Linked DNA regions of Mus musculus: regions 1, 2, 3, 4, 5 and 6 are each linked to region 7. A link is a loop called in an ENCODE intact Hi-C map of the cell type or tissue named here. Cell type or tissue: left cerebral cortex. All regions are shown on one strand. Region 1 overlaps Kif27 (kinesin family member 27). Region 2 has its middle 2.9 kb from the start of 2210016F16Rik. Region 3 overlaps Gm38494 (a long non-coding RNA gene). Region 4 overlaps Gkap1 (G kinase anchoring protein 1). Region 5 overlaps Slc28a3 (solute carrier family 28 (sodium-coupled nucleoside transporter), member 3). Region 6 holds the start of Gkap1 (G kinase anchoring protein 1). Region 7 holds the start of Idnk (idnK gluconokinase homolog (E. coli)).

Evidence for each region. Hi-C counts contacts between places; a loop is a spot of excess contacts. Peaks named below come from ENCODE experiments on the same cell type or tissue, not always from the same donor. Only the 100,000 strongest peaks of a DNase experiment are listed, where the experiment ranks them.
Region 1: it touches region 7 in a loop (2.7-fold over the local background); 4 of 42 quality-filtered maps call a loop at or near these places.
Region 2: it touches region 7 in a loop (6-fold over the local background); 25 of 42 quality-filtered maps call a loop at or near these places.
Region 3: it touches region 7 in a loop (2.5-fold over the local background); 21 of 42 quality-filtered maps call a loop at or near these places.
Region 4: a loop joins it to region 7, with 8 times the contacts of the local background. A loop is called at or near these places in 12 of 42 quality-filtered maps.
Region 5: it touches region 7 in a loop (4-fold over the local background); 12 of 42 quality-filtered maps call a loop at or near these places.
Region 6: it touches region 7 in a loop (2.1-fold over the local background); 4 of 42 quality-filtered maps call a loop at or near these places.

The regions. Positions count from the first base shown.
Region 1 is chr13:58,285,736-58,289,735 of GRCm38, forward strand. It overlaps Kif27 (kinesin family member 27), which reads right to left. Exons shown (of 17, transcript NM_175214.4): 17 at 1-2,521. The coding sequence ends at 2,058. Gm26555 (a long non-coding RNA gene) reads left to right here. Exons shown (of 8, transcript XR_873524.3): 2 at 2,444-2,576. Among named protein-coding and RNA genes, the nearest start is that of Gm26555, 13 kb to the left of the region's middle. In left cerebral cortex, CTCF peaks have their summits at 2,310 (motif pointing right) and 3,764 (motif pointing right); a DNase peak (open chromatin) is centred at 2,315.
Region 2 is chr13:58,386,109-58,390,108 of GRCm38, forward strand. No RefSeq gene overlaps it. Among named protein-coding and RNA genes, the nearest start is that of 2210016F16Rik, 2.9 kb to the left of the region's middle. In left cerebral cortex, a CTCF peak has its summit at 2,010 (motif pointing left); a DNase peak (open chromatin) is centred at 2,003.
Region 3 is chr13:58,541,359-58,545,358 of GRCm38, forward strand. Gm38494 (a long non-coding RNA gene) reads right to left here. Exons shown (of 3, transcript XR_382518.4): 3 at 3,613-3,859. Among named protein-coding and RNA genes, the nearest start is that of Gm38494, 3.1 kb to the right of the region's middle. In left cerebral cortex, a CTCF peak has its summit at 2,007 (motif pointing left); DNase peaks (open chromatin) are centred at 2,005 and 2,849.
Region 4 is chr13:58,230,603-58,234,602 of GRCm38, forward strand. It overlaps Gkap1 (G kinase anchoring protein 1), which reads right to left. Exons shown (of 12, transcript NM_019832.4): 12 at 2,747-3,056. The coding sequence ends at 3,009. Among named protein-coding and RNA genes, the nearest start is that of Ubqln1, 17 kb to the left of the region's middle. In left cerebral cortex, a CTCF peak has its summit at 2,227 (motif pointing left); a DNase peak (open chromatin) is centred at 2,195.
Region 5 is chr13:58,587,591-58,591,590 of GRCm38, forward strand. It overlaps Slc28a3 (solute carrier family 28 (sodium-coupled nucleoside transporter), member 3), which reads right to left. Exons shown (of 18, transcript NM_022317.3): 2 at 592-681. Among named protein-coding and RNA genes, the nearest start is that of Slc28a3, 21 kb to the right of the region's middle. In left cerebral cortex, CTCF peaks have their summits at 2,095 (motif pointing left) and 3,237 (motif pointing right); DNase peaks (open chromatin) are centred at 568, 1,238, 1,745, 2,080 and 1 more place; H3K4me3 peaks cover 293 bases.
Region 6 is chr13:58,271,174-58,275,173 of GRCm38, forward strand. Gkap1 (G kinase anchoring protein 1) reads right to left here and starts at 3,015. Exons shown (of 12, transcript NM_019832.4): 1 at 2,901-3,015. It overlaps Gm26555 (a long non-coding RNA gene), which reads left to right and starts at 3,678. Exons shown (of 8, transcript XR_873524.3): 1 at 3,678-4,000. In left cerebral cortex, no CTCF peak of the experiment used is centred here; DNase peaks (open chromatin) are centred at 2,395, 2,932, 3,323 and 3,688; H3K4me3 peaks cover 1,977 bases; H3K27ac peaks cover 389 bases.
Region 7 is chr13:58,156,511-58,160,510 of GRCm38, forward strand. Idnk (idnK gluconokinase homolog (E. coli)) reads left to right here and starts at 1,139. Exons shown (of 5, transcript NM_198004.3): 1 at 1,139-1,226; 2 at 3,367-3,397; 3 at 3,642-3,728. The coding sequence starts at 1,177. In left cerebral cortex, CTCF peaks have their summits at 1,070 and 2,259 (motif pointing right); DNase peaks (open chromatin) are centred at 515, 638, 1,112, 1,629 and 1 more place; H3K4me3 peaks cover 1,871 bases; H3K27ac peaks cover 1,187 bases.

The sequences.
Region 1 (4,000 bases), 130 kb after region 7:
AATAGTGACTAGGTTCAGTGGGAAACCCTTTCTAAAAAATCATGTGCGAAGTAGTAAGGGACGGCACCTAGTTCTACTCTCTGACTTCCATAGGCACACACACACATGCACACATACATAAATATACACACATGCATAATATGCATGAGCAAGCACATACATGCACACACCAGCAGCATCCCATGGGAAACCCAAGTGACAAAACTTAACTGTCCTTAGAGTGGGGAGGAGGTTCCTTATACTTCGAGGACAGGCAAGCCGACCTAACTAGAATGAATTGTTTACACCTAGATTACATTGTTTGGGACATTATTTATATATTTTTGAGTATGGGAATGAAATTTATCAAAGCATGTGCAAGATCCAAATGAAATGTTTAATAGAAAACAAATAGCCCTTGTTACTTGGTAGCCAGTTTACATTTGTATCATCTGATGAAATCACTGTAGTCTTATGTAACTATTGCTTTGTTAGTGAAAAGTTTTTATAAACTGCTTATTAAGACAAAGCATGCTATTTAATCTTAAATTTATATTAGGACCTTCATTAATAAAAAGATATTTGCTAATATATGATAGTTTTGTTTTTTGCGACAGGGTCTCTCTCTATAGTCCTGGTTGTCCTTGCTGTGTAGACCAGGAGAACAGAGACCCACCTGCCTCTGCCTCTGCCTCCAGACTTCTGTGATTAAAGACATGTGGCACCACACTCACCTAGTCTATAACTGTTAGGTTGTGTTGAAGGCACTTACATTTTGTCATCACACACACACACACACACACACACACACAATATGTGTATGTGTGTATATGTATAGACACAGGCACACTTTAAACAATGGATTCAGTGAGGAAGTAGGTGTTGAGACTTCAGTGGGAGCTGTGCAGGCTTCCATATGGTGGTTTTGCTGCTGGCTCTGATTAGTCTAAGAACCAGCTTTGGTGTAATATGAAGGTATGGAAAAGAAACAAAACAATACTTCAGGACATTATAATGAGATGTTGCCTGTCATAGATAAATATGGTAGGAAAGAACTGATTGCTCATTTAGTTGATCCAGAAAAACTTAGAGATATGTTAGCAAGATTTCATGTACATATTTATACCCCGATGCCCTTGAGCCTACAAGGCTGGAAATCATCAGACATGTGTGTGTGTGTGTGTGTGTGTATGACTATATGTGAGTGTATGTGTATATATGTGTGTGTATATGTGTGTATGTGTGTATATGTATGTATATATATGTGTGTGTGTGTGTGTGTGTGTGTGTGTGTGTGTGTGTGTGTGTGTGTGTGTAATCAGAGGATGCGGCACCCACACACCCCACATGGCCACACCGCTCACGCACACACAGCTTCTTTCCTTGGGATGATTAATGACGTGTGTTGCTCTGTGATCAGTTCCCCTGTCCAGGAAGCTGCAGACATTTCTCTCAGTTCTAGCATTGTCTGAGAGGTAATGTAGAATGCGTAGGACAGGATAAAGGTGAAAATTTGCATTCTATAAAAAATAATTATAAAAATGAAAGCTACCATGTTAGAGTTAAGGCTGCCTCGCTAAGTTCTAACAATTGCAATGCACCTCAGCTCACAGGCTTAATTCTGGCAAACATTTTCATTAGGTAGGTAACTCTGGCACAATCAGGGCTTATCTGGAGCTTAAAAATAGCAACACACTTGCATTTTAACATTCAAATACTATGGGTTATAATGTACTTCTATAATATGTCTTTATATTATAGAATAATATACATCCGAAGGGTGTTTTAGTCTTAATTTTGTTCTTTAAATGTACATAAAAATAAAGCAAATATGTCAGGAAAGGAACTTATACACACAAGTAGAAATCGTTCAATGTACAAGCACTCAAAAATGCATTTATGAAATAACAAAGCCCCCACATACACTGTCATACATAGGAGTGGTGCCAACCCCCTTTCCTGTGTCCCAGGAAAGAGCTCGCTACCCCGAGGTTTAATTCTGTAAGTCAGAAAAGGCATCTTTCCACACATTTACTAAATTAGAAGTTTTATTGTTCAGTGCCTGGGCTTTGAAATCACTAGTTTTCTTCGGGGTCTTCAAGGGAATCAGCAGTCATTGACCGGCCCCCAGCTCCAAGACTGCATCGCCGCAATGACAGCTCCATGGCAGAAATCTGACGTAATTCTCTGCGACACAGTTTGACAGGCTTGACCCCCTGAAGCGGTCCTATACTTCTCACAGGCTGGAACTGGTGTGGTACTGGACTCTGAGAGTGTGTAAAGGGACGGGCCTCTGTTTTATCGGCAATGCTCTGCAGTTGGCCACTGGAGGGCGCTATCGAGCTACGGGCTGGAAGTGAGTCTGGGCCATCTTCTGGAATCTGCTGGGTCAGTGGTTGGGTTTTTAAGCTGCTTGAAGAATTGTCTACTTCTCTTTCGCTTCCATTCAACTTTGTATTTTCAGTTCTAGATGCCCATTTTAGTTCTTCAGAAAGCACAGTCGTCTCTTCTGGATTCAGAACTCCATCTCCAGCATCATGATCTACAGAGAACCGGACACAAGACAAAACAAGCAAACACCGTCTTCTGAAAATCAGGTATTTTTGCCACAGCACCCTACAAACTACATCATTCTCACTAAAGATGTGGTACTTGCAAACTCCTGCTTAATGATTTCTTCAGACAGACAGACATGTGCCTCAGGGGCAGTCTTGATTCTCTTATAAACAGCTTTAACCCATTAAAGTTGAAAAATCCCCTAGTAATTTTGGTACTCTCTATAAGCCTATGAGTACTTTGTGTGTCTCTGGAATCTTTTTAAAGAAATAATTATCACTTTTTAAGTCTAGTGTAATTCACTAGTTACTTTATGCATGGGTGTGTGCCTGCATGTCTGTCTGTGCACCTAATGTGTATGCAAGATGCCAGGAGAGCAAAGGTGTCCTATCCTTTGGGACGAGAGTTACGGACGACTCTCATTACAGATGGTTGTAATCCACCATGTGGTTACTGGGAATTGAACTCGGGACTTTCAGAAGAGCAGTCAGGAGCTGCCATGTGGGTGCTGGGAACCAAGCCTAGGCTCTGCTTTTAACTGCTAAGCCAGCTCTCTAGCCTGAAGAGTTAGTTATTTTTATGTATATTACCTGCATTTATGCATGAGTATAATCCATGTGTGAGGAGTGCCTGAGGGGCGAGGAGAGGGTGTCACACCCCCTCCAAGTGCTCAGTGCTCTTTCAGCCCTGTGAAGACAGAATCTAAGCTGGAGCTTGGCTTTAAAATGACCTACACCACTGAAGGAGAGAACTGGCCGCTGCATGCTGTGTCCTCTGACCCCCATCCCTACATAAATGCACACACAATAAATACCAATGGACAGAGTCTAGTGGGCTTCCCCAAGCCTTGGCTGAGAGTCTGTCTCTGTCTGACATGTGGCTGCTGAGAGTAAGAGGCCTGGCTGCCTTCCCCAGGCACCAACGGCAGCCCAGAGGCTAAGCTAAGCTTCCCAGTGACTAGCATAGATGGCAAACGTTAGCAGCCACTGCCTATGGGCAACTTTGTATCTGTTCTAATTCTAGGTGAAGATTTAAGGCTAGCTCATATTTTCTGGTTTGGAGGGGTTTCAATAAATTCCTCTTTGTTTCCCCAGTACCAGAGATTAAACTCAGTTGCTTTAAGCCCTGGATTATAAATTAGAATATGCTTATCTATATGTTATTTTCTCTAGGTATAAAAAATTTTAAAAGATTTATGATCTGCCTGTACGTATGCCTGTAGGCCAGAAGAGGGCACCAGCTCTCATTACAGATGGTTGTGAGTCACCATGTGGTTACTGGGAATTGAACTCAGGACTTTCAGAAGAGCAGTCAGTGCTCTTAATATCTGAGCCATCTCTCCAGCCCCAGAAATTATTTTTAAAAACAGCTAGAAATAAGTATTTCTTTTATATAACTTTCTAACTTTCAAATTTTGGGTCAAGTTATTTTAGAACTATTGATTGTTGATAACAAAAATATTATT
Region 2 (4,000 bases), 230 kb after region 7:
GATACATTGGTCAATGTTGAAAAGATGCCTGGAGATGCAGAATCAGTATGAAAGTATGTTTTTATTATCTGGGCGTTTCTCATTGTTGTTCTGAGGCAAGGCCTCTGTGGCCTTGGATCACCTGGAATTTACTATGTGGACCAGCTAGACTCAAACTCATATAGATCTACCTGCCTCTATCTTCTCAGTGCTAGGATTGAAGGCATAGGCCACCATACGCGGCTTTGTTTTTTCTTTTAAATACTGATTTTTCTATCCTGCAATTTTGCTTTAATTAAAGAGTTTCCTAGTAGATTCCATAAAGGTCTTTTTAGAAAAAAGTATTTTTATTTTGTGTATGAATGTTTTGCCTGCATGCATGTATGTGTTCCATGTGTGTGCCTGCTGCCTGCAGAGGCTAGAAGAGGGTGTTGGAGCCCCTGGAACTGGAGTTACAAGATATTGGGAACAGCCATATGGGTACTGGGTTCAGACCTGGGTCCACTGGAAGAGAAGCCAGTACTCTTAACTTTGAGGGCATCTCTCAAACGCCTCTATAATGTCTTATAAGTATAGAAACACATCATTTGCAAGTAGGAATAGTTCGATTCTTTTCCTGTTTCCTTTTTTATCACTTACTTTGGTCTTATTTCCATAGCTAAGACTTCAAAGAGTATCCTGAAAAACTAAGGAGGATGGGCAGCCCTGTCTCATTCCTGAATTGAGAACAGATGCTCTCTCCACTTGATTTTTGGCTATAGGTCTGTTGTAATAGAGCCTCTATTAGTTTGAAGCATGAGCCAATCTATCCTAACACCTCCAGCACTTTGACCACAAAGCCATGTTGAACTGTGTCAAAAAGACCTTTCATCAGTGAGATTATGTACGTGGTTTCTGTTTTTAAGTTTGTTTATATAGTGTATTGCATTTATTCATTTACCTGTGTTGAGTCAAACTTGCCTCTCCATAAAACACCCTAGTTGGTCATAATATTTGATCTTCTTAAATGTATTTCTAAATTCAGTTTGCAAGTATTTTGTTGAGTCTTTGTGTCTATGTTCATTAAAGAGAAGATGTCTGTAGTTTTAAGTTGTTATTCCTTTGCCTGGTTTTGGTGTGAGAATAATACTATATTTGTAGAATGAACTTGGTAGTGTCCATTCACTTTCTATTTTATGGAATAGAACTGGTATGAGATCATCCTTGAAAGTTTGATAGAATTCAGTAGAGAATACAAAAGCCAGTAATATACTGTGTCCTAAAACATATTTTGCTAGCAATGATAAAAAAAATCAAAGACTGTAAAATAAATTACAAAGCAAATATCAGATAAAGTAAATGTCAAACCAAAGCTATCTAGAAAATATAAAAAGGGTGATACCACATATTATGTCAGGAATGATTTATCAAGAGAAATACTTCATAGGCTGAATGTTGTAATCCCTAGTTTCATAAAGCACATAATTTGAAGTATATACAGTGCTTCATAGGGATTGACACAGGAATAGTGGGAGCTTCAATGACCTGCTTTTACAGTTACATCTCCCAAATAAAAACTAAGCAAATAAACATCAGAGCTAAAATACATTATGGAGTAACTTAACAGAAATATACAGGACATCGCACCCAACAGACCAAAAATACACATTTTTAAAAATCTCATCAGGATATGATACCTTCTCTAAAACTAGTATCACAGGACAAAACCTCAACAACAATGACAAAATCCATATTATAAAATGTATTTTTGAACAGTGAATCATTCAAGGAACCAGGAAGATTTTTAAAAACAAAACAACCCTCCTAGAGACAAGTGAAAAGGAGAACACAACTTCTGGGAACCTCTGGGACACAGCCAGGAAAGTTTCCCAAGTTTATAGTGACAAGTAACCTGAGAAGTGGCTGGAAAGATAGCTCAGCAGTTAAGAGCACTGGCTGCTTTTCTAGAGAACCTGGGCTTACTTCCTAAGTCTACATGGTGGCTCACAAGTGTTTCTAACTGCAGCTCCGGGTGATGTTGCCCTCTTCTGGCTTGGGAGGGTAAAGCACCAAGTGCACACTAGACGTTATCAAGATTTTATCTGCCATCTATACTGGCTTTTACGAAAGTTTTGCTATGGAGTTCAGCTGACATTCATCAAAGATGGGCATCATTCAGAAGCTCTAAACAGCAGCCTCTTGACGGCGGTTACTGCTCGTGCTCCTACGTTCTGTAATGATAGACTATGGCAAGCACTTCAATAGTTTAGAAGTCACATGTAGTGGGGCACATGCCTTACTCCCAGCACTAGAAAGGCAGGAGACAGGTGGAATCTCTGTAGGATCAAGGCCGGCCTGCTCTACATAGTGAGTTCCAGGACAGCCACAGCTATGTAGAGATCCAGTCTCAAAAATGCAAAAGAAACAAAGGAAACCAGAGGATAAAAGAAAGTTTCACAGGTGAAAGCAGGATGACCAAGGCCAATCGTTACAAACCAAACTCAAAGACACATGTTCTCTCCTTCCCCTCAAAGCAGCCAACGTTTTCCACCTAACCATCATCTTCCACAGTCTTACCACTGTATCTACTTAAATTCTGAATCCATTCCTGAATTAAGTCATTGAGTACTTCATTCATTTAGTCTTCCTATCTTCTAGTTTCTGGAAATGTCCCACAGAGGAAGATCTTTAAGGGTATGTCTTACCCATCTCAGTATCTCTTCACCCAGACAAAATCAGTCAGCCCTATGAACATTTTATATTTTCCAATATATTTGCAAATATAGCCACCCCAACTCAGACTAGTTCCTCATTTAAAAAATTTTTATTATACTATATTTTATACTGTAAAGTAGTAAGGAAAGTTTTCAGAAAACAAATAGGATAGGTCAAATACACTCCAGGAGAGGGCTGGGGGCTAGCTCAGTACTCATGGATCTACTTCTCAGACATAATTGTCTGAGTTTGTCTTCAGGTCAGATTTTTTTTTTTCCTTAAATGAAATTATTAAACTTGAAGAAATCATGTTTGTACAATGAAATTGACAGTGCCTACTTTTATAACTGCTGTTTAGGGTCCCAAATATTCCCAGATATTATATAGAGATCAAGCCACATGCTTGAGAACATATATACACACATAACAAGTCATCTGGAGTACACAGTGCAGCAACAGAGACAGGAAAAGACCTTGCCTCAAAAACCAGCTGGAAGGAGAAAAAAACAAACAAACAAAAACCAGTCTCTGCCCTCCATGTCAGGCCCTCACTCAGTCTCACAAGGGGTGGGTGGGAGAGAAATAGCATGTTCATTACTATGGGTGTCTTATGGGTGTCATGAAACACCTGACAAGAAAACTTGGGAGTACTTCTTTTGGCCTAATTTGAAGAGTCTATCATGGCAGCAGGAGGTTGAGCTAGCCACTCAACTGTTTGCAGTCAGGAAGCAGAAATGACTATGGTCAGCTCACTTCCTCTCTTTATTCAGTCTGACTTGATAGGAAGGGGTACTTGTATTTTAGCTGAGTCTTCTCATGTCAATTTACCCAATGTAGACTATCTCCCATAGGCAGTATTCATCATCACACCTAGGAATGTAGTCCTTCCACAAACTGCTTTAGTTGAGATATAGTTTTATTTACTTCATTTGAAGGGGTCACATGTAGCCATGGCTAGTCTTCCAATTCCTTCCTGTTCCTACCTCTTCTGTGCTATGTAGTAAACCTTTGTATTAAAACCTTTTTAAACGTACACTGAAATCTCACTTTTGTTAAACCAATTTAAGTTTTTTGTATGTGTATGAGCACTCTGATCATCTCTACAAGCGGAGATCAGGACAACTTTGTGGGTTCTGGGGACTATACTCAGTATCAGAGGCTTGTGTGACAAGTGACTGCTAGCCCATGGTTTTGATTAACTAGCACCTTTATTTTTGTTGGTTCTAATAATGCAATTTGAGAAACACTGCAATATTGCTAATAATACTGTAGTATCTCATAACTGTGCCAGGCTTGGTGGTGGTGTACAAAACTATATTCTCTGCAT
Region 3 (4,000 bases), 380 kb after region 7:
AGTGCACACACATGCACACACATGACTCTGCAGGGAGGCACTTCTACTTGTCTCTTGTATGGTTGGTTGGCATCACATCCTCTGGTATTCAATACTGTTTATATTGACAATTTATCATGGTGATATTATGGCGACCTTTGTGTTGCCACTACATCAAGATGTTAAATGTATTAGTTTGCACCTCACAGGGTTTTTGTACGTCTGGTAAAGTCATTGGATTTGATCTGAGAAAAGTGGCTTTTTCTTCGGATAAATTTAGACAAGATCTGGGAAACCAAGGAGAAACCCGTCTGTATATGTAAAGGGTTAAGAGCAAGAGGTGGTGAGGTTTGGTGTCTGTCAATAATGAAAACATTGATTAAAAAAAACATTTCTTCTGGCTGACTCTGTAAAGAGTGAGTCTTTTCTACCAGATGGTGTGGTCTGATGTTTAAACCACATGGCATCGACTCAGTGACTCACTTTTATGCCCAGTACAATAATATGTCCCAGTGACAGACATATTCAGAAAAACGTAACACTAGATAATTCCACTGCTGTGCATCACATAGAGAACTCACACAGACCCCAGAGTGTCCTCTTGTCACAGTCGATCAGACATGGAGGGGCTGGCTACTGCCAACTGGGACACAGCTCCCTTTATTGCTTTTTAAAAACTGATCTGGGGCTGGAGAGATGGCTCAGTGGTTAAGAGCACTGACTACTCTTCCAGAGGTCTTGAGTTCAAATCCCAGCAACCACTTGGTGGCTCACAACCATCTGTAATGAGATCTGATACCTTCTTCTGGTGTGTCTGAAGACAGTTACAGTGAATTTATATATAATAAAATACATCTTTAAGAAAAGAAAATAAAAACTGTATGCGGTAGGAATGCAAACTGCGAAGATCCCCAGAGAAACCTCTCTCTTTGCACAGTGGCTTCCCCGGGGCTGCTCATTTAGAGGCCATGGGCTTGCTCCGTCGGGTAAGAGCTGTCTTACTTTATAGTCACGTGTTGGAGAGGAGCCCTCAGGGTGTCCAGAGTCTCTCATTACCCAGGTGAGGGCTGTGATCTGAGGCCCTTTTCTGCAGGGCTTAAAGCTGGATCACTTGGGGGCTTTTTTCTATGGTTTGAGTGTTTCTTCTGCTGAAGCCACAGCGCTCCTTGGACAGGGTGTCTGTCACACAGCCTCTCACAGAGGCAACAAACTGTCACGTAGCACAAGCTGCCACTGACATTTTTCCTTCCCCAACCCTGGTTTTCTGGCCTTTAGGGTAAAGAATTGTGACATGTTAAATAGACCACTGAAGTTCCCAAGAGACAAAAAAAAAAAAACAAAAAAAACTGAGCATCCATTCTGAACTAATTTGCTGAGTCATTTTAGGCACATTTATCTGCTCCGCTGTAACAGTTTCTTCTTTGGGGTGGGGGCTGCGGGGGTGGGGCTGGGGCGGGGACGACAACGACAGATAAGGCTACTATCTAACTATAGAGTAACTCACGGCTCTATAAGACTGTAGAAAGCTAAGAAGTTGTTTAAATTCCCTCATGTTTAAGTATTTGCCGTTGCGGAGAAAGAAATGGGGAAGGCAGCTCTGGGGCGAGGAGACTGGTAGGAACCAGAACGCATTTGGAGATATTTCCCCTCTTTATGAGGAAACATACATAATAAGAGAGTTCTGGGGATCTCAGAGAGTGGCTTGAAGCTTTCAGAGTTTCAGGATCCCTTCCTACACTGGAAAACTGGATTCATGCGGTTAGTCACTGGTGTTGGAATGAGACCATAGTCGAATGTGAAGGTTGGTAGTTGGGTTCCACTGTCTCGCATCTGAGCCAGGCAATTAGACAAAAGAATGGTGTTTACAGGATTTGGGGCATCAACTTGATTTGGGGCCCGATATTGGTTGGGGTGTTATTAATTTGTTATTTTGGGGGTCAGATGTCAGTCAGGCCTAAGACCAGGATAAAGGCGGTGCTCCCTGTGAAGTTATATGGCATGGCCCTCCCTGGGGTCAGTCTGCCCTCTTGTGGCCAGCTGTGGGCCTTGCCGCTGAGCACCATCTGTGCAGGCTCCTTGTTTCCGGTGGCCCTGGAGCTGGATGTGCCTGCTTTTTCCTTTCTACAGCTTAAACCTGACCTTTGTGAACGTCACCAAAGGTCTGTCAGCCATGAATCATGTTTTACCATGGTTCTCGGCGTCTGCCTGTGCCAGATCATTAGGCTTGGAAGCATTAAGTAACTTGCAATGAGGCTACTTAGTGGAACTGGGGTGCGAACCCTGGCCAGCGGACTCCTAGTGACCTTTCTACCCTTAGTACATGAAATGAAGAAGGAACACTTCCACCAAGCTCACAGGGCGCACCATCAGACTCAATATAATGATATAAGAGCAATTTCATAATGAGAGTATTTGCCCTCCCTCACCTAACTATAAATAAAATCACTATTTCAAAAATTACAGATTGCCCCCCCCCCCCGTCTGTCCTTCCTCGGCCCACAAAGCTGCTGACTTAGCAGATGGCTGGGGGATAACATTTCGACAAACACTGGGCTAGCAGTGCTAGCTAACTGCCCTAGGTCTAATATTTCAAAGTGCAGTTAGCTTGAGGACCGTATAGAAGCAGGTATTTGAAAAGATGGAGTTTTCTCTAAAGACTTGATTTTCCAGGCTGCGGAGTTGATCAGCGCCCTCTTTCTCTCCTCACCAATCTTTGTAAGGCCCTGGGACTGGATGCACACAACTAAGCATGAAGTTAAAGCGGGGTGATTCGATGAGGTGCTTTTAGCCTCTAAGTAGCTCTGGCCTCATGACATGCCCGGAACCAATGGGCATGGAGAGAACTTCCCTTCTCACCATAGCAACTGGTGCAAGCTAGTCTCCCTCTCTCTGTTTCCAGGCAGGGACTCTATACAGAGTCTATCTGTATCCTAGCAACGGGAGGATGCTACAGTTGGCTTTGGTTCCCAAATGCCCTGGAAACAAGGCTTTTCCTTCCAATCCCCCAACCCCTTTCCTTCTGTTGGTTCTCAGGTGCGGGAGCCCTTGAAGTCCTTAAAGAAGCAAGGTGGGAGGGGTTAGCCATGTTGGAGGCAGGTGTGAGGAAGTTCAGCCAGCAGGAAATGGGAAGTTTGAGCCTGGGGGAAGGGAGTGAACTGTATTCACAGAGGCAGCTTGGGAACTACTAAGTCAGGGGTGAACTGCAAGTTCTTTACTCTGTGGAATATCAGGATTTAACCCTACCTTGTCTGTGATTATAGAAGATGAAGAGTCATTGCTGCTGATCCCTGAAGTTTACTGGACAGACACATCTGTGAACCTAGTGTTCTGAATTCACTTAATCTTTAAGGCTAATTCTGTAAGGTAGAGAAATGACAGACAGACAGACAGACAGATGGGAGATAGTGAGATAGACTGACTGATAGATAAGCATCAGATGCTAATTAGGTCAGTAAAATAAAACTGAAAAGCCCACAAACTCTAACAAGTGGAACTTAATTATGTGCTAGAAGTGGCCTGTCTATCTAATGGAGGTGCGGATGAAGATTAGAGCTGAATGTTCTGGAAGATGAACTACAGATGGCTCATACACACACACAAAGACAGGGATGTATAACCTCACTTAACTAGAGAAGTTTAAATTAAAGCCACACCGCAGCACTTTTTCCTTTGTGTTAGTAAAATCTTGGCACTCGACTGAATCTTCATGGAGAGCATTGTCCTTTTGAAACAGCAAGTGACTGTGTCCTACGTTTCAGTAGCTCCATTTCCACAACGTCCCCAAAAGGTGTACTCACATGTGTGAAGTTGACAGCAGGGTGTGTGAAGGGTGCAGGAGGGTCCTCTAGACATCTATAGACAGGAGTCTGCTTGTGTGTTCCTTAGACAGGAGAGTGTGGGGAGTCAGATATTACAGAGCCCAGGGGCTGAGACAATGTCATCCCTGAGCCCAGATATCCAAAAAGGCAGAGAAGAGGCAAGCATGAGGCTGTGGATGTCATGAATCTCAGGAGTCACCTGA
Region 4 (4,000 bases), 74 kb after region 7:
CAAAAACAAAGAGTGTTTTATTCGGCACAAGTCCAGTATGCTGGGGACTACCATCTTCTAAGATGGAGACACCTGAAGGAGTCCGCAGGCCTGATTTAAAGCACACTAGGGAAATTCCAGGGTACATGACCTTTATCTTAATCTGGTGGCTCTGTCTCTAAGGACATTCCAGAACCAGTACTGGAGCATGGGGGAGGGGGCTGGAAACTGTAGTTGAACCATGGCCCTTGCCTTAGGCCAGGTGTCCGGCAACTTCTGATGGCAGGGCAGTTTCTGATTAGCTTCCTGAAGCCTGGATTTTTTTTTTTTTTTTTGTTATTTTGTTTGTTTTCAGTAATTGAATTGCCTGGGCTAGCCTGGACTAGCCCAGTTCTTGGAAACAGAGATTTAGGTTGAATCTCCTGAACTGCCAACTTGAAACTTGTCATAGAGTCGGCCTACCTTGTTTCAATTCTAGCTAGTAATCCTCTAAGACAAACAAACAAATACATTCACTTGGCAGTCTCCTCTAAAAGCTGTTTCCTTTTCTGTGAAGGTCCTAGTGCAGGAGGTCGATACCAGTGGTCAATCTTATTCCCCAAACTGAAATACCGTTCAGAAAGTCCTTGCCTGCGATTGTCTTGAAGTACTCGTTTTTTTTCCTAAAACGATTTCAGCTTCAGCACTCAAGTTCTTTCTGAGGCATTTGGAGTTGACTTATTTTAGGCAGGGTAAGAGGGAGGGATCTAGTTTTGTTCCACTGAGGCCGTCTACTTTTCTCAGCAATGTCTGGGGAAGAGGCTGTCTTTTCTTTAATGTGTATTTCAGCATTGTTCTAAAAAATCAGGTGCTGTCGCTTGTGGGCTGATGGCTAGGTCCTCTATTTTACTCCACTCATAGGGGCGTTTTGTTCTTTTGCCACTGTAGGTCTGTCTATACTACAAGAAATCAGGTAAGATACTGGCCTGCTTTCGCTACTCCGGGGTCTTTTGTGCTTCCTTACAAATTTTAAAATGGTTGTTACCAGCATATAGGAAGGCTACTGATTTTTATATGTTAGTTTTCTGTCCTTTTTCTCCTGTGTGTGTCCTGGGGATTGAACTCAGGCCAGCAGATTTGACAGGAAGCACCTGTACCTGCTGAGCCACCTCACTGGCCAGCAACCTGCTTTCTCCCACTCTGCTTCTAAGTATGTTATTAATGGCACTCGGGTTTGAAATCTTGTTTTTATTTGTGAAACTTTAACTCTCACTATCCGCCCACCACCGAGATGCAGACCAGGCTGGCCTTAAACTGAGATCCACCTGCCTCTGACTCTCGATTGCTGAGATTAAAGTTGTGCATCACCATACCCGGCATAAACTGAATTTCCTTTAAGAACCTGATTACAGCAGGACTCCCAGGTAAGCTTTTCATGGTTTTCCTTCACTTATCAAATTATATTGACTTCGTAATTTGAAGCTCCAGATGGACTGTCAACTATCTCTGCACACTGCCTTTCTCATCGCTATCCTGTGTGAACAGCCATGCCTTATTCAAATGAAGGTCCAGTGGGCTGCACATGTGACTCAGCAGTGTGCTTCCTGCTCACTGGCACGCGTGCGTGTGTGTCCATGGTTAGAGGCCTGGCATAAAATACCTTCCAAGGCTTCTACTCTTTCGCCATACTTTATCATTTGTTTTTTCCTTTCCCTGAATGCCCTCTTTATTGATTAAACACTGCTGTAGTGCCTGCTCTATGCTATGCTGTACGACAGACCAGTGCTGGCTGGGAATCCAGGGGATGATGAATCCTAGCTCTTTGCAAGGCTCATGGAACCTCATGGGAGGAGGCAGAGAGAGGTAAGCAATTACGACGGTGGTTCAGCACATTTCTATCACTGTTTTGTTTATTTCTCAAAAACTGTCAAGAAACGGAGTGAGAAGCTTCAGTGGGTAAGGGCACTTGCCATTGAGCTTGAGGACCCGAGTCTGATACCCAGTATCCAAAGGGTGGAAGGGGAGAAGGGTGGCTCAGGGTGCTCTCTGACCTTTGCACCCATGCTGTGACATGTACCATCTCAGTAAATTAAAACACCACCAAAAAGGAAAGCCTGTCAAGAAATGGGATCCTGGGGCTGGAGAGATGGCCCAGTAGGCAAGAGCACTTGTTCTTGCAGAGGGCCTGTCTCAAGTGTGTTTCCAGAAGCCACGGGGCGGCTCACAACCATTCCTAACTCGTTTCAGGGGATCTGATGCCCTCTTCTGGCCTCCATGGGCACCAGGCACAGGCAAGAGCGGTCAGTGCTCACATGCTCACTTCTGCTACCACACAGTGCCCCTGCCACTCAGCGATCTTCTCAAAGGTCAAAGATAGAACTTTACTAAATTATAGTTGTGTCCTACTGAATAGACTAAAGCAGCTAACTATCCTACAATCCACAGCAATCAAGGGTCATTTGTTGCTCTCCCCTCTCCCAGCCTCCTCACTGTTGCTGTGACAGCCTACTGTTTAAGCAAATTTTCTAGTCCAGATTGTATTCCTTCTGTTGGGAATGCTTTTCAACAAATATTCAGGAAAACTACTCTGTAAACATCACCTCATAGAACCTTCCTTACTGTGCCGAGGAGCACGCGAGCCCTGTGATTACTCTTGGAGGCTCATGTAACCAGTGCTTGTTCTTACTCTGCCCACATTCTCTGTCCTCATGCTGCTGTCCTTCAGGGGTAGGGGTTAGCACACAAAGGTGCCACATTGCTCAGGAGACAGTGAAGATCACACAGATTCTTGGAAGAGTAAATTAATTTTATTGACTGATGAAAAACTAAAGTCATAAGAAGTTTGGACAGAAAACAATAATCAAGTTCTGCTGGTATTCTGTATTTTCTTTTAACTTTAAGCCAAAAGAACATAAAACTGTAGACTATGAGTGAACTAGTTGCTTTTAGTTCCTTCAACAAAAACCTGCAGTTTAGCAGTCGCACAGCATTAAATATACACATTTCTGCAAAAGTGTGAAAGAATTCTGTGCTGGCCTCCGAGGCCACGATCACCTGCAATGGTCAGGTTCGAAGTTCCTTTTCCCCTTCCTGCCTCCCTGTTAAGGAGAAACAGCACGTTAGTTACTGAAGATGCACGTCTCTGGGCGGTCAGTTTATGAGCACACAAAATCAAAGCATAGCTATTTCCTTACGCCCAGCTCTCACAGTTACTTAACAAACGAGACAGAAAGCAACAGTACAGAGCTGTTTAGGCTGAATCAATACGGTCACAAATATCTCAGTTCTTCAGAGCCCATTTTATCCTAAATACCTTAAAAAGTACAAAACAGTCGGGCAGTGGTGGCTCACGCCTTTAATCCCAGCACTCGGGAGGCAGAGGCAGGGGGATTTCTGCGTTCCAGGCCAGCCTGATCTACAAAGTGAGTTCCAGGACAGCCAGAGCTATACAGAGATACCCTGTCTTAAAAAACCACACACACACACACACACAAAGTACAAAATAAACAAAGTAGTTCTTTTCATATAGTCAACAAATTTAGTAATTCAGTTGTTTAGTTTTTTGATAATTTATAATTCAAGTTCTGTATTGTTTTGTTCTTCTAAAGATTTATTTATTTTTATTTATATGAGTACACTGTAACAGTCTTCAGACACACCAGAAGGCATCAGATCCCATTACAAATGGTTGTGAGCCACCATGTGGTTGTTGGGAATTGAACTCAGGACCTCTGGAAGAGAGCAGTCAGTGCTTTTAACGGCTGAGCCATCTCTCCAACCCCTAGTTTTATTTTTAAACAGTATTAGAATTTTGAAAACATTAATTTTGTTTTCTACATATAGGTGTTTTGCCTGCATGTATGCATGTGTACTACTTTCATGCCTGGCTTCCAGGGATACCCCAGGAGATTGTCAGATCTCCTGGAGCTAAAGTTATAGAAAGTTGTGAGCTGCCATGTGGGTGCCAGGAATTGAACCCAGGTCCTCTGGAAGAATAATCAGTGCTCTTAACTGCTGAGCCACCTCTTGAGCCCTAGCAACA
Region 5 (4,000 bases), 430 kb after region 7:
TGAAGCAGCATGGAGCTCCTTGCCAGACATGGTGGTCCACGTCTGTAATCCCACCACTTGGGATGCTGAAGCCAGGGCATCAGGAGTTCGAGGCCATCCTCTGCCGCATATTGAATATGATGTGAACTTGGGTCACATGAGACCCTGTTCCTTCCAAACAAACAATTAAAAAAAAAACAAAACTCTCCACCACCACCATCAAAAGCCCCCAAGACCTGTGCAAGCTAAGGATTTAGGTTCGATGGAACCAAGGGAGAGGCACCTCTCTTGCCTCTCTTGCCTCCCTCCCTTAGCATACCGGTGCTTTTTGTATTTGACAGGAAGTCTCACACCAGGCTAGACCTGACTCCTGTCTCTGCCTCTTAGTAACTGGGGCTACAAAGCTGAGGGTCCATGCTTGCCTAGGCCTTTTGCCTTGAGATGGCTTCCCTTTTTGGGGAAGTCTGTGGCTGGTCTGCAAAAGTGAAGTCTCATTGTTAGGGTGCGCGTGTTTTCTTTCTGGCTCTGCCCTAGACACACTAACCACACTCACAGGCAGTGCAGTTTTCTCCATGGTAACAGGTCCTTGATCATCCTCCACACCTGCCCTACCTGTTTGGCGTGTCCTTGTTCCCCGCTTTGTACAACTCTGTTCCTGACTGTGCTGTTTCCTGGAGTGTTCTGCCGTTCAAGGTCTTCATCCTAGGAAAAAGCAGAGTGAAAAACACCGTGTCAGAGCCCAACACAAGGGTCCTTCCCTTTCCGGGGGGAGTCCTGAAGAGTGGCAGAAGCCAGACTCCGTGTTTAGATGAGGCACCCGGTTCAAGGAAGTGCCAGGGAAAAAGGATGGGCCCAAGGAAAAAGGATGAACCTTGCTTTGTTTTGCTCTGATGGGACCGACCAATGTGCTGCACGTTGAGGAAGGACTGCAGCTTCCCACCTTAGGCCCTGATGCACGGCCTTTACCAGGTTGGGGTCCTAATGTTTCAGCTGGGCAGGTCAGTCACCCCTCAGGAAGGCAGATCGACCTTTAAACCATGCTCAATCGATAGAAGAAATAATTATCCCTTTAATGAGATAGCATACTCGTCAACCCCAGAATTCCTGGCCCTAGCGCGGGCGCATACAGAGCCCCAGCATCACGCCGCAGCTTCCTAAATCTGAATAAATTTGAGAAGCAAAACCTTGCTTTTTCTTTCCCTCTTTTTTGTGCTTCTGCCCATGATTTCCCTAACACTTCCCGCTTTCTCAGAAGTTCCCTTCTGGCAGAGTGGCTGCTTGCCCACATGCTGCTCCTGCGAAGTTGTCATGGCTGCGTCTCTCTCTTCCAGTAGACCGAGATTTACAGTTGGCTCTCATGGAGTTTTAATCTTAAACTCTAATAAAATCATCCTTATGGGTCTGTTCTTAAGTCTCCCTCCCTCCCTCCCTTCCTCCCTCCCTCCTTCTCTCTCTCTCTCTCTCTGTCTCTCTCTCTCTGTCTCTTCCTCCCTCCCTCCCTCTTTCCTTTCTTTCTCTCCTTTTCTGTCTTCCTCCTCCCTTTTCCTGCCCCTGCCTCCTCCTCCTCCTCTGTTATTTTGAAGCCTGGACTCACTATGTGGTCCCGGCTGGCCTTGAACTAACAGATATCTGACAGCCTCTGTCTCCTGAGTCCTGAGTCCTGGATTGAGCATTGCCACTCCCATCTTGAAATTCTTGCAAGGAGATTAAAACCACAAGAGGGCACCGCAATCTCCCTGTAACATGTGGCACCTCTGATGGGTCTCCCCAGAATTCCTGGTAGTGGGAGGAAATGTATGTTTATACAGAGAACGGAAAGAGGGCAGAGACGTGTAGCCCTGGGAACTCTACTTCTCTCCTGTGTTCATGAGTTCTTACACTTTCCTTAACGCTAAATTGAAAACAACAGGGCCTGGGATGCTGGATTACATGAGTGAATAAACCAGGGTCTCTAATTACACACGCGCGCCTCGGCAGGTCGTACCACCCTGAACTTCAGGCGTCTATTCACACAGCAGTGTGCTCTTTCTGGCTCTCTGCAGAACCCTGGGGTTTTCTCACTGGTGGAGCCAGCTTCATTTTCTCTCTTTTGTAGGCTGCAGCCTTCTGATGCCCCCTGCTGGCAGCACCTGAGATCTTTGCTGAAGGAATTGAGAATGGGGGTTTTAAGTCAATGAACATGGAGAGTGCTGTTGTATTTGGGGGTGGAGTGCTCCCTGTTCTGCACGCGCACAGAGGAACCCTGGGTGTGTTTCCCTTGTGTTCTCGATTGCTCTGTCCAGTGGTTTACAGCTTGGTCGTTGTATTTCCAGGAAGAAAATCATCGAGGATTTGAAACAGAAAAAGGAGTTATTGTGGGTGTAGGTGGGTGGGTGGTAAACAGCCAGCTTTTCTCTTTCTCTGTAAATTGGAACTGTGGGTCTGTAAAAGAAGCTAATAACCACCCATTAGCCAACATTTCGTTCTATTTATTAAGCAGATTACTGACGCCTCTGTACCTAACACCTATAAGAATGCCTGTCCTCAGGGCAAAACCTCGAAGTACGCCGGCTCAGTGGGGGAGTCGTGGGAACCACGTGTATGTTTCTAAGCAATGAAGCAGGGGCCTAAACCACTCATATGCATAAAATGAATAAAACTTTAAAAGATGTTAAAACATATTTCTGATAGAGTGTATATACACTATTAGCAGTTAAAAATAAAACACTGAGGTCGGGGAAAGTTAATACATTGTGGGAATCCTTTCTTCTTGGTCCCTGGGAGTGTAGTGAGCTGTGCTTTTCTCAAGCTCATGCTAGCCTTTAATCTCAGCACTCAGGAGGCAGAGGCAGACGGATTCCTGAGTTCGAGACCAGCCTGGTCTACAGAGTGAGTTCCAGGACAGCCGGGGCTGCAGAGAAACCCTGTCTCGAAAAACAAAAAACCAAAAAAGCAAAAAACAAACAAAACAAAAATAGCTTATGCTGAAGTCTTCCCTTCCCATCCCCTGCTTAATGAATCTATAAATTAAGAAATAGTTATTTAAGAAGTTTTCCAGGTGTGTTGCCTTACATGTTTAATCCCAGCCGGGAGGCAGAGACAGGTGGATCTCTGTGAGTTCAAGGCCAGCCTAGTCTACAAAGTAAGTTCCAGGACAGCCAGGGCTACATAGCTAAATCCTATCTCAAAAATCTATTTATTTGTTTATTATTTTATTTTAGGTGTGAGTGCTTCACACACACACACATCCGTAGTTTCCATGGAGGCCAGAAGAGGGCACCAGATCCACGGAACTGGAGGTGCTCAGAACCCAATGGTTCCTCTGCGGGAGCACCCAGCTCTCTTAACCTCTGAGCCATCTTTTTAGCCCCTTAAGGAACAATTTTAAGTGGACAAATTCGTGAGCATAGGAGCCCCTTCACCTTAGTTGCACATTGGGAAGTCTTGGGTTTGCCTCTGGAGCTGTCCATACTATAGTACGGAAGACTAGTGGAAGAGACCTAGGTGTCCAGGAGCCGAGGCTCCAGCCCTGTGCTGAGTAACATTGTTATCGTTTAGATTCTTAAACAAGAAGCAGGTGTGGACTGTCTGCTTAGCTGTCTATTTCAAGGTTTCTCTAACAGGGTTGCTTTTTCCCATAAGTCATAAGTCCTAGTTATATTAACATGAACGTCATGGCTTCCTACACCAGCGTGTTGCTGTGCAGCGTCCACTTTGGGGTTCCACTCCACCCGAGCTGTTGGGACAGCAGCTGAGGTGACCCTGCCTCCCCAGCTCCACTAGGCAGCTAGCCTGGCCTTAGTAGACTGCGCCCTCACCATGAAAGCTTTGGGTTCCAGCTTTCATGTACAAAATGTATAAAGATGGAGATCTCAGGGAAGCTCCTATCTTTGGTCAGAAGAATAGGATCTGGGAGCCAAAGAGATGGCTCAGTGCTTAAGAACACTGGCTGTTCTTGCAGAGAACTGGGTTCAATTCCCAACGTAAGATGAGAATGTCATATACTAACTGTGGTCCTGAAAAAAGCTAATCCAACTGCCTC
Region 6 (4,000 bases), 110 kb after region 7:
TAAAGAGATGCAGATCAGCCCAAGGAGGATGGAGGATTCAAAGCCATAAGGAAGGGGTCTGGAGAGAGATCATGGAAACATACCCGAAGCCCAAAAAGCCACATCAGTAATATTATGCATGTATCATGGGATGGGGTTGGGAGGTAGCCAGATTAGCATAAAAGTAAAAACTGATCATTTGACTGCTCAGCTACTGAAAACTAGTTTTAAATCAATATTGTTACTCTGTGTGGTTATTGGGGACTGGAATAAAGCAAAGAAATACAGCTGCTGGATTAATTTATGGCTATATTTTTATTAAAAAAGTAATTCACTTACATTCTACAGTGATTTCTCCCACTTTCCCTGTTCTGCGAGAAAACAGACTGCTCAGTGTTCACTTGTTCCTGGAGTCTGGAATGTCTGTCTCCTCCACTTAAAACTTCTCCGTTCTTCAAATTTAGCCCCATTGCAATTCTGATCTGCCTTCTCGTTAATGTTCCTGCACTTACACTTAATTCTGTTCTTCATGGACTCTTTCAACAGCTACCACTGTATCTAGCTCCCTACTGTCCTGATTTACAAAATGCTGAACAACACAGGTCTCTTCTTTGTATTCCCAAATATATATATATATATCAATCAAGGACTTGGCACAGATATCAGCCAGTTGTAATGGGCACATCTGCAGTCTCAGTACTGGAAGGGATAAGGCAGGAAGGTCATAGGTTCAAGGCTAAACTGGGCTACACAGTAAAAAACAGTCTCAGCAAAAAAAAAAAAAAAAAAAGAAGAAGAAACATTAATTAACATTATTAACATTAAATAAGTTAATCATGACCTCAAGCTTACTGACTGAGGCTTAATTACATTCTCCAATCACACAGTGCCATACCTAAGTGTGCACTGGAATCTGTGCTCTGAACTTGAACACTGAGGGTGGAGAGCACACACCATCTAACTAACAGCACCGTCACAACGAAGTGTTTCCACAACTCATCTTTTTCCCCCTAGGAATCTTGTTTTTGTAGGAAGCTTTGGATTTTGTGTCAAACTGCTGATTTTTAAAAGGTGAGGGTGTGAGATAAACTGTTGCTACTAAGGAACAGGCCAAGCTACGCCTAGCAAGATTTATAAATGAATGACCTGTTTTCTTGAGGCCTTGGTCTCTATGAAGGGCCACTGCCATCATGAGCACCTTCTTCTATGACATCAGTGTCGGGAAAGAATTGAGCCTGGGGGAACTTAAGTACATAATTTCAGCCCTTTAAAAAATGAACAGTAGTGACTGTGTCGATCAACACTATCAACCACCTAGCTTGATCCAAAACGGAACTATGCAATGTCAATGTCATCAGTTAATATGGCCATATGCTTTGAGAGGGCAGCTCTCTCACCATGTAGCCTGCACTGGAACCAAACTCTCAATCCTCCTGTCCCAGGCTCCTGAGTCTTGGGAATACAGGTGTACACCAGTTCGTGCAGCTAGAGAGGCCTTGGTGGACTCTAACAGATCAAACACAACAGACTGAGGACTTGCGACTCCAAGAGGCCCTGGGTTTGATGCCAAGCACTGTCCCTACGAATTACAAAATGAGAGGAAAAGGAATGGCCTGGTCTCCCTCATCTTCTTGGCTGCTTGACTGTCATTTTGACTTCTTAGAACTTAAGGTTACAGGGATCGAGGACCAACGGTCCTGAAACTTTTGCTTCCAACACACTTATCGAAAATGACATAAACTTAAAGGCATACCCGGAGCTCCACCACCCCCCCCCACCCCCCCCCCCCCCGCAACACACACACTGGTTAGGTGCAGCCTTCCTTTTCTAATCCGAAGCTCTCAACTTCTGTGGGTTGTGAACTCTTAGAAACAAAAACAAAAAGCAAACTGCAGACATGTACTAAGGAATTCAGTCATGAAGTGCAAAGGTGATTTTCACTTGCACACAACGTCCCTCTGATCCACGTGTAGGTTCTCGCTCTAGAGTGATTGCTAGAAGCCCCTAGGGTTAATATTAAACAGGTGTATTTCGATCTTTAGTGAAAAATCACATTAAAGAGGCTTAGACTAACCGATTTTAGTGGCATAAGCTAGTGTAGGGAAACCCCAGGCTTTCTAGGAAGATTCTCAATACAGCATTACCATCTTTCGGCAGTTTCTCCAGTATTTCTGGAGCTACAGCTTAACTTCATTCCCGTGACAGGCGGGCGCAAGCGCCTTCACATAAACAGACGAGGCTGAAGAACAATGCTTGTGTTTTTCCAGCGCCTCTGCCTCTCGCTAGAACTCTCCACCGACATCCCTTGAGAAATGTCGCCAGTGGAGGGAGCGGGGCAGACAATGGGATAAACTTTTGCCCCGACTGCTCCGCGTTTACAGACACCCCGAGGCTGGCACCCTACCGCTGCCACCGCCGCCGCCGCGCATAGCTGCTGGAAGCCCCGACAGCAGGGGCTTGTGCGAGAGCCTGCGCATCTACCTCGGGCTGCTGGGAGGGAGGGAGGGAAGGCGAGCGGCGAGCAGCCCCTCTCTCCTCCTTCGGGAACCGAAGCCAAATCTCACGCACGAGCAGTTCCGGGTGCTCCAAAACTTGTTCGCGAAGTACCCGGAGAAAGAGCGCGGCGGGCTGGGCGAGCCCCAGCCGCTGCCGAGACGCGGTGTCCAAGCCTGCAAGCGACACCGGCGTCGGGTGGGCGCCCCGGGGAGCCCCGAACGGGCGGCCGCACCTGCTGTCACTCCCGCGGCCGGCCGCGGCGGACCAGGCCTGCGGCCCGCACTCCCCCGCAGCCTCCGCGGCCCTCCCGCCGCCCGGCCCCGCTCGGCTCAGCCCCGCTCGGCTCCGCTCCGCTCCGCTCCCCGCCTCAGGCCGCACTCGGCCGCGTCCCCTCAGCCACGAGCTGCGAGGCTCCGTAGACTCACCGGGCCTCCCTCGCCGCGGTGCGGCCGCTCCCGTCTCCCCGCCGCTCCCGCGCTACCCCCGGGCGTTGGGCGCGGGCCGCGGGGCGTCCGCAGTAACGGGCCCGCGGAGGGCGGCGGCGCGCGGAGGGCGGGGCGGGGCGGGGCGGGGCGGACCCGCAAGCCTGGCGCCCGCCGTGGCCGGCCGGCGCGCGGGACTTCTTTGCCGAGGGTCGCAGCGCGGCGGACGCTGACGCCGAGGAGAGGTCCGCGGGGGACGGACTGCGGAGGACCAGAACCACCTGCTGGAGGAGCCGCGCTACGGGGGCCGCGCAGGGTCCAAACGGCTCGCGTAGGCGGCGGCTCCGCGGTCCTCGGGGTCGCGGAGCCGGGAAGGTGGGAGGCCTTCCGGGAGGAGGCTTAGGCCGCCGCGGGCGGCGCGCGGCGGGATCGCCAGGCTGTGGGGAGGCCCGGGGGCGGAGGCGGACCTCCAGTCGGCGAGGGAGGGCGGTGCTGCACGAGATGCAAACAGCCGGACGGCCTTGGGTTCCCGCGGGAGCACCTCCGGGGCCGCTTTAGTTTTGCAAAGTTAAGCGGCTTACCGGCAAACCCGTCCGCTACCGCCCAGCCGTGCGGGCTGCCCGGCGATGTCCCGCGCGAGTCACCGCCGCGGGTGTAGACGTGGGGGACACAGTGGGGAGCGAAGCAAAGAATCGCAGAAGACGCCAGATCACCCTAGGGCCCGGTGGAAAAAGAGAATGTTACTCGGGATCCGAGGACTGCGAGCATCTTTGGGGCAGCGCGAGGGAGGAGGCTTTTGGATTTGGCCTGGGAAGAGGTGGGGTTTTGCGGGGAGACCTCGGGGCCTTGGATGGAGGCCATTGGACGCTGCGTTCCACAATGAGATTGGAGGTGTTGACAAGTGGCAGAGACGACTGAAAAATGAGGGAGGGGGGCGGCGGTGGTGAGGGATGGCTGAGTTCCAAGAGTAAGGATTGATGTTTAAGGCAATATTTGATGTTTTAGGATTTAGAAGTTTGAAGGAAGAAATGAAGGCTTTTTTTGCTTTGTAACTCCTGCAGATGTTAGAGATTGAAAACTGGCAGTCCTGTGTAGACCAGGCA
Region 7 (4,000 bases):
ACATTTTGGGATTTTCTCAAATCTAGAGGTACCATCTGACCCAGAGAGTATTAAAAGTAAAAATACCTGTCCACATAAAAATTATTTTTTAAAGGGACTAGAGAGATGGTTCAAGGGTTAAGAGCACTTGCTGCTCCTGCTGAGACTAGACCAGGGTCGCTTGTAACCCTCTGTAACTCCTGGGCATCCGCACCCTCTTTTGGCTTTCTGAGGCTTGAGCAAGCACACACATGGTACAAACACATACATGCAGAAGACCCCCCCACACACACACACACACCATCCACGCTTCTCCAGTCCCTTCTGCTTCTTCACATTGTCCCAAGAGCGGCTCTGGATGGTGGTCGCTGTGGGTGAAGCCCGTGGACTAAGAGAGTTCAGAAGCTCAGATGGTGTTGCTTATTCTCAGGAGGAAATCCATGTGGATTGCAGCTCACTTCCAGCTCCCACATGCACCTGTCTTCATGGCCAACACTACCGAGAGCCGCACCGCAGTTGCCATTTCTTGTGTGTCATTGACACAAGCCTCTACGGGGAAGAGCAACCTGTCCCTGTCCTGGCTGGGAGTCCCTTCTGAGCCTGCTTTGCAGGCTCCCTCCAGGAGAGTCAGTGAGGCCTCAGTGTGCGCGTGAGCATGGATCTGTGGCCCGCTGGTTTTAGCTGTCTGCGTTCTGTCCCCTTGGGCAGATAACAGCCAATGATGTCTTCTGATATAAAATCGCTGTTTGCACAGGGGGAACCGGAGCAAGAGGAACTGGCTTCCAGAGTGGGGTGGGGTCTGCGGGCTGAGAGTGAGATAGGAAAGAGCAAAGAGGGAGGAAAAGAGAAGAGAGAGTTGAGAGAAAGAAGAAAAAGAAGAGAGGAGAGAGAAGAGAGGAAAGAGAGAGAGAGGAAAGAGAGAGGAGAGGAAAGAGAAGAGAGAGAGAGAGAGATCTCCCGGCCCACTCCGTGTCCTTTCACTGCTGTCTTTGTGAGTAAACTGTCTGTTTCTACCACTGTCCCTGCATCCCGGTGGCTTCCTTGCTTCAGGACATGATGACCTGCAAATGCCTGCAGATGTCCTCTGGCTGCAGCGCCCAGCGGTCAGCGCTGGAGATGCGGGGGCGTGTCCCGTGACGTCAGGAACTGGGAGGAACCTGCCCCGGAAGCGGGCGCTGAGGACCTGGGAGCACGGTCATGGAGGCACCCGGGGTGCTGCTGGTGATGGGTGTGAGCGGCTCCGGAAAGTAGGTCGTTGGGGGGACTGGGGGACGGGCGGATGGGAGCTGGGAGGCTGTGTGGGCCCTGAGCCCTGGGAGCCATGCCTTTGCGGCCCCTGCTGAGGACCCCTGCTGTCCTGCCCCGCTGGCAGCTGCTCCCCAGGGTCACCGCGGACCGTGGCTAGCGACCCTTCTCAGCCTTACAAACCTGGGCCTGGTGGCACCTCGCAGAACAGTGTGGGAGGGTGAGAACCCCAAACCAGGAGGCAAACGTCGCCCTGGGTCTTTGTACAAAGCTTTGCCTGGGTGCATGGTCTCCCTAGTAGGTGAGTGTCTGGATTCTTCCAAATAGATTTTGAAAAGTGAGAAACAAGCTTGATCGTGTGCCTGCTCAGGCTGGAATGTTAATATGAAAGTGCTGCTAAAACTCTGCAAAATGTGCATTTTCTTCTCAGCCCAGTGTTGGAAGGTTCAGAAGTAAGCAAGCAAGCGGTAGGCATTTGGTTTGATAGACGCCATCTAACTGCAAGGTTCTTTAAACTGAAAGTGAAACGGAACAGAGTAACTCGGTGGTGGAGTGTTTGATTGTCGTGCCGGGTGTGTGTGTGTGTGTGTGTGTGTGTGTGTGTGTTCATTCCCAGCACCACAGAGTGAACAAACAAACCCCAGAGGCGAAAACCCCGCTGTTGTACGACTCTACCCAGAAACCCTTTCACTTCTGTCCAGAACCACACAAAGCCCATAGTACGAGCTCAGATTGTCTTTGTGGTAGAGACTGGGGGATAAGCCTGAGAGCATCACCGGTGTTTGTTTTCTGATGGAGTGGCTGGACTGGGCTGATTTGGAAACAGTTCAGGGGCTGGGGAGTCGATAGAGGCGCTGAATGAGAACTCAGTTGAGTGACAGGTACTGCAGGGTGAAAAACTAAGGGGAACTCTACAGGAGAGATGGAGGAGGGTGTTGATGGCACGGGATCCATCTCTGCTCCTGTTGGTGTGTCTTGTGTCTATGGGGTTTTGGTCTGAGTACCACAAGGGTGCAGTGCACACGGTGGTCAGAAGAGGGCACCAGAGTACCTGCAATGGGAGTTCCATACAGATGGTTGCAAGCTGCCATCTGGATTCTGGGAACCAAATCCAGAGGCCCCGGAAGAGCAGCCAGTGGTCTAACTGCTGTGCTACCTTACCAGCATTGTGTGTATCTGGTAAGCTAGCAGTGCTTTGAGATTTTACGGGCCTCCGAACTTTACAGTGTGCTGGCATTTAAACTTTTTATTAAACCCCTCTCATTGGATGTATCAACCACACTTCAGGGCAGGTCCCATCCTGGGGAGTAGTTGGCCAACAAAAAAATAAACTCAGTAGTATTTAAAGGAAAAAAAAACTCTCTCTTGAATCTTTGATAAAAGCACAATTTTCTTCATTCATTCAGTGTTCTCTCTTAAAATATAAACATTTATGCAGTAGGGACTAAAACATTCTCTCATTATTTTTGGTTGGTTGGTTGGTTGGTTTGGTTTGGTTTTTCAAGACAGGGTTTCTCTGAGTAACAGAACCCTGGCTGTCCTGGACTCATATTGTAGACAAAGTTGGCCTTGAACTCAGAGATCCACTTGCCTCTGATTTCTAGTGCTGGGATTAAAGGCGTGCACCACCATACCTGGCTAGTTTTGGGTTTTTGAGTTAGCATCTCCGTGTGCTATCCAATAGTCTAGAACCAACTGTCCATTTCCCTGCCTCCACTTCTTATATCTACCACAGAGCTACAAAACATTATTGAGAAAAAAACCTTTACCTGGTGTTTGTGTGTGTGTGTGTGGAATTATTTTTTAAGACAGTGTCTACATAAGACAGCCTGTGTGGGCTAGAGATCTCCTTAGAGAGATCCTCCTGCCTTTGCCTCCAAGTGTTGGGATCTCAGGTATGTGCTACCACCCCTAGCTCAGAGTTTTAGTTAGATATGATACATTGCTTTCTGGCTAATACACCTTCACCAGTATTCCTAAGGACAGTGAAGACCGTCTCTAGACTCCATGGCTAAGGGCATGTCTGCTTTGCGACCATGAAGGAGCCTGAATCTCAGCTGTGCATCTCTCAGGCACTCTTTCAGAACAGCTGGCACTCATATGTGTTAGGCAGAAATAACAATGTCTGTATTCTCTCCACAGATCCACTGTGGGTGCGCTGCTGGCCTCCAAGGTAACTCTCCTTGCCCACTGTGTTCTTGTCCACGGCTTCCTCCCTTTCTTCTGGCCTATGTTTGTGCAGATACCTCAACATGGTCATCCAGGTTTCTTCCTGGTAGTGGTAAATCAGAGCTATCAGTGAGAGAGGGGCAGCCCCAGACCAGTGGTGTCTACACCTGCCTGCCAGGAAGCTCCTGGTGGCTGTCACAGGGGCCATCATGCTGACGCTACGTCTATCTTTCCTTTTGTTCCTAAAGCTGGGATGGAAATTCTATGATGCCGATGATTACCACTCCGAGGAGAATCGGATAAAGATGGCGAAAGGGGTACCACTGAGCGACCAGGTAACATCGGCCACGGGTGTCCAGTATTGCTGTAAGACGCCTCCACATCCGTTAGCCTAGAATCTGAACCTCCTCCGTGAATTCAGCCCCAGGAATGACCCACCTCTGCCCTCCCTGGATGCAGCCTGCCACAGCTTTTTTGCAGGACTTTTAATCTGTAGTCCTCGAGTGGGCAGAGGCTCCTTTGTGCTCGTACAGGGAAGTCAGCGCCTCCCGGGTCCTTTCACTTCCCCTCCACCACCAAGTTCTGGTGAATTCCACTCCAGGACCAC